Regions from separate parts of the Mus musculus genome. Here region 2 is linked to region 1. A link is a loop called in an ENCODE intact Hi-C map of the cell type or tissue named here. Cell type or tissue: left cerebral cortex. All regions are shown on one strand.

The links. A loop is a pair of places that touch in the nucleus more often than their neighbours do. Peaks named below come from ENCODE experiments on the same cell type or tissue, not always from the same donor. Only the 100,000 strongest peaks of a DNase experiment are listed, where the experiment ranks them.
Region 2: it touches region 1 in a loop (2.6-fold over the local background); 4 of 42 quality-filtered maps call a loop at or near these places.

The regions. Positions count from the first base shown.
Region 1 is chr16:56,770,262-56,772,761 of GRCm38, reverse strand. Adgrg7 (adhesion G protein-coupled receptor G7) reads left to right here. Exons shown (of 16, transcript NM_172825.3): 5 at 2,403-2,500. Among named protein-coding and RNA genes, the nearest start is that of Adgrg7, 24 kb to the left of the region's middle. In left cerebral cortex, a CTCF peak has its summit at 1,175 (motif pointing left); DNase peaks (open chromatin) are centred at 1,157 and 1,561.
Region 2 is chr16:57,605,899-57,608,398 of GRCm38, reverse strand. It overlaps Cmss1 (cms small ribosomal subunit 1), which reads left to right and starts at 1,532. Exons shown (of 10, transcript NM_025599.3): 1 at 1,532-1,733. The coding sequence starts at 1,673. In left cerebral cortex, no CTCF peak of the experiment used is centred here; DNase peaks (open chromatin) are centred at 1,300 and 1,523; H3K4me3 peaks cover 1,260 bases; H3K27ac peaks cover 631 bases.

The DNA of each region.
Region 1 (2,500 bases):
TGATTTCCATACTAAAGGTGATGCCACCAATGCCAACAATGGATGATCATTTACTGCTACCAAATACAGATGATCCTGGACATAAAATTTGATTAAGACCTGATAAGCCCACTGTATATTTAAAATGTATTTAAATCACCTAATCTACTCAACATCATGGTTGACCAATGAAGCATACTCAGTTGTCTTCATCATCTTGGGAATGACTAGAGGCTGTGGTTTGCTGCTGTCCAGACTCATAAAAGTGCAACACATTTTCATGTCATTAGCATCCGAATGAGTCAATGTGCTGTTGGTACTGAATACATCACTTCTGAATTGTAATGCCAAAACCAATAAATAAATAAAATGTAAATAAAACTTTGGTTAATTGGGGGAATGTCCCTGTACCATTTAAAACATTTTAAGTACACTGCTAAGTTTTTGAAATCATGTTTAAGCTTTATATTTAATATTTAAGCCACAGATAAATATTATAGGTGAGGAAAAGTTAGAACTCTTGAGTGAGAATGCTTTTGCCAGGGACCATCGCCAAGCTGACACAGAGCTACTGCTGAGTTTAAAATCCACAACGGGAGGAGAGGCCCTTGGTCTAGCGAAGATCATATGCCCCAGTACAGGGGAATGCCAGGGCCAAGAAGGGGAGTAGGTGGGTTTGGGAGCAAGGCGAGGAGAGGGAATTAGGGGGCTTTGGGGATAGCATTTGAAATGTAAATGAAGAAAATATCTAATTAAAAAAAAAATCCACAAGGAACCACAGCAATTTCCTTATCACAGATGGCCAGGGTGTGGGTGGGTTGGAAATGAGAGAGCGGTTGTGCAGGTAGCTATCAGTTACATATTGAAAGGAAGACTACAGATTCTGGAATCTGACAAGCCAGTATTAGCCTCTTGACGCTGCGATTTCCAAGCTGTGTAAACTTTAGGATAAGCTTCTAAACGTCTCCAAGTCTTTTAAGTCTTTTTAGGAGGGAGCTCAGCTCACAGAACCATTTTTATTTATAATTTATAGTATAAATGATGTATGCTTATATATTTTATTATGCACACCCACACCCTAAAACACCAGTGTGCTCAGCACTGAGACTTGGCTGTTGAATTCAGTATTTGTTTTTCTGCTGCCTCCTTACAAATGAGTACTTGTTTGATTTTCGAAGGGATGGTGCCATCTAGTGTAAAACTGAGTTCACTGCATCCCCACACGTTGACTCCACTTCCATAGCAACGTGACTATAGCTGTTCCTTGTTCTTTATTTTACTTTTTTTTTTTACAATTTTTTATTTTATTTACATTTCAAATATTATCCCCTTTCCCTGTTTCCTCTCTGCAAAGCTCCTATCCTCCCTTACTTTGCTTCTATGAGGGTGCTCCCCCACCCACTCCCCACTCCCACCTCACCACCCTAGCATTCCTCTACACTGGGGCATCAAGCCTTCACAGGACCAAGAACCTCTCCTCCCATTGATGCCACATAAGGCCCATTCAGCTCCTTCAGTCCTTCCCCTAACTCCTCCATTGGGGTCCCTGTGCTCAGTTCGATGGTTGGCTGCAAGCTGCCGCATCTGTATTGGTCAGGATCTGGCAGAACCTCTCAGGAGAAAGTTGTATAAGGCTCCTGTCAGCAAACACATCTTAGCATCCGCTATAGTGTCTGGGTTTGGTGTCTGCACGTGGGATAGATCCCCAGGTGGTGCAGTCTCTGAGTGGCCTTCCCTTCAGTCTCTGCTTCACTCTTTGTCCCTGTATTTTCTTTAGACAGGAGCAATTCTGGGTTAAAATTTTGAAGATGGGTAGGTGGCCCCATTTCTCAACCGGTGGGGGGGGCGTGCCTAACCTCTGGATATGGTCTCAACAGGTCCTCCCTCCTCTTTGTGGGGTATTTCAGCTAATGTCCTCCCTGCTGGGTCTTGGGAGCCTCTTGCTTTCCTGACATCTGGGACTTTCTAGTTGCTACCACCAGTTCCACATCCCCCATTGCTACACACCTCTGTTCAATTTCCTGACCCTCTGTATATTTCCTCCATCTCCTCCCATACCTGATTCTTCCCCTCCTTTTCCTCTCCCCCTCTTCTCTTCCTTCCAATTCCCTTCCGCCTTCTACTTCCCTTGATTATTTTGTTCCCCCTTCTAAGTAGGACTGAAGCATCCACTCTTTGGTCTTCCTTCCTCTTGAGCGTCATATGGTCTGTGAGTTGTATCACCTTGTTCTTAATATAATGCACGCAGATAGTCGAGAATGAGGGGATTCCCCGGGGTTTGTGAACTGTGTTGCTTACACACAAAAAAAGAAGCAAACAAAGATTCGGTTAAACAGCTCATTCAACTGCAGTCATTTGCAAAATGTTTAGGAATACGTGTATAAACTAGACTTTTTGAAATAAACAAAACTACCTTTAAACAGATAAACAACCAAACAGCAAGTGCTGAGAATATTTCTAGAGAAGCCCAGGTTTTAACAGCAGATGCCAGTAAACTGACTGCTCAGAATATCACTTCTGC
Region 2 (2,500 bases), 840 kb before region 1:
GGCTATCTGGCTTATTCTCATTGGTGTAGCAAGTAACCCTTTCACGCATTAGTTGGTTTGTATAGGGTGACTATGTAACCCTTTGGCCTAGTGACTCACTTTGCCTGCCCTTATGGTGGGTTATTATCAGCAAAGCAGCACTACATTTTGATCTTATAGGTCAGCTATTAACATCACAGCTCTTAATGTCACAGGGAATTTTAGAAAGGTCAGGGTGGTTTGTAGTCTTTCTCAGAATTCAGTGTGGGGCAGGGTAGGGGGATTTCTCTGGAAATTGCTATCTTGTTATGGTTATTTTTCTAAGAACAGCTCATTTTGTTTTGGCAGCTGTAGACTCAGTCATTTTGACTGCTATGTTTCTGAAAGTCCCTTCAGAGGGGAAGAGGCTGGGTGGTCTTGAACTTATTTTGGATTCTACAGTACCAGATATGGGTGTTGGAGTTGGAGGTGGGGTTAGGGTAGGCTAACTTATAAACCCAGATATCTATTTACTGGTAACAAAACAGTTAAAGGGAAGATACAATTTATATTGTTTATTCAATAGAGCTTGTATTTTTTTCTATAAAGGGTGAATTAGCAAATACACGAAGTATGAATGTATAGACGCACCATATTAAAGCCACTCTTTCTTTCTGGTTAGTTTATGTTGTCCAAAGCGTTCTACTATAAAAGTAACTTATGAGCACCGGTACAAACAACTCAATCGCTGCATTTGGCCTGTGGCCTTCCTGACCTCTTAATACCTGTTGTCAGGCAGATGGCTAATGGAGATGACAGAAACAAATGTACTGTTGAATAAAACAATTCTCCTCCTCCTCCACAGGATGTCTCTGCAGAGTCTTGGGTGTCCTGGAACTCCCCTGTAGACCAGGCTGGCCTTCAACTCAAGGAATCTGCTTGCCTCTGCTTCCCAGATTGCTGGGATTAAAGGCGTGCGCCACCACACCAGGCCCCAAGTTCTATTCATGTTCCAAGGGCCATGGTACTGAATGGGACAGATCACAATCCAAGTCCTCTAAAGAGAATATCAAAACCTGATTAAGTATTTTAAATAGAGAAGTGGTATGTTTCAGGTCTTCAGGATATTCGTCCCTCTTAAGTTGTAGAAAAAGAGCAGCAACGTTCACATGTACAACCAAGTTCCGACATTCATCGTCAGCAACTCTCAGGTGCGTTTCTAAGGACAAACTGCACAGGCGCTGGAACGCCAGAACCCTGACAACCAAGTGAAAACACATCCACGTGCTCGGGTCTCCTCCCGCGGTGCAAGCTCTTTGAAATCCAACAGAGAAAAATCGTCTTAGCATCCGTTCTTGCACTTTCGACATCGGCTTTTCGGCCATAAACCAAAACAAAATACTTAAATATTAAAAAAAAATAACCCAAACCGATGGTAACTCTTTTCTTGTATTTCTAGGCTCAACAGAGCATTTATTTGGAGTTTCTAGGCCGATCTTGAACGTCTGAGCCTGTGTGGAAACGGCGACACCCCTGGCTGCCGCAGCTGGGGGGGCGTGGCGTCTGTGACGTCATCTCCAGTGGCGCGGGCGACGGAGTTCCTTGGTTTTTCCGCGTGTAGCGTTGCTAACGCCGCCAGTGAAGCTGAGCCCAGGAGCGCGAGCGGCCGCCTTGCTTTCATCTGGTTGTCAGTTCGCGTCCGGGTCTCACGGGGATGGCAGACGATCTGGGAGACGAGTGGTGGGAGAACCAGCCGGCAGCCGCCAGCAGCCCAGGTAAGCTCTCGCCCGCCTCCCTCGTTCCTCCTGCCCTGGTCCTCGCCTCAGCTGCCTTACCCGCGTGTGGCAGTCGTGGCGGTCTGCCCGGAGGTGGAGCGCGGAGCCGTGGGAACATGGGACGGCGCGGGAACTGGGGAGGGACAACACCGTGTCACACGTGGAACGAGAGGGACCCCGTCGCCGCCTGCCAGTCTGAGAGGGCTACTTCCTGCGCTCTGGTTTTCTAGACTTTTTACTATTTTCTTGAGACTAGATAGACCGTTTCTGTACAGTTTGTCATAGTGGTTACCAGTAATCCCTGAACTAGGTTCAGATTGGGAATTCAAATCACAGACTCTGATACTCCGACACATTCTCCTTTTTCCTCACGTGTGAAAGGAGTAATTCTCTCCAAAAAATTGTGAAGATGTAGTGAAGGTAATTTAAAGTTGTATAGCACAACACAATTTTTGGCGTGTAGTATATGTACAAAATATTAAAGTAGCGTGTTCTTTATCATGTGTAGTTCGAGCCAGCAAGGGGCTTAACTCTTCTGCTTTACAGCAAATTCTTTTCTTTTCTTTTCTTTTCTTTTCTTTTCTTTTCTTTTCTTTTCTTTCTTTCTTTTTTTTTTTTTTTTAGACAGGGTTTCTCTGTGTAGCCCTGGCTGTCCTGGAACTCATTCTGTAGACCAGGCTGGCCTCGAACTCAGAAATCCGCCTGCTTCTGTCTCCCAAGTGCCGAGATTAAAGGTGTGAACCACCACTGCTCGGCTCCAACAGTTT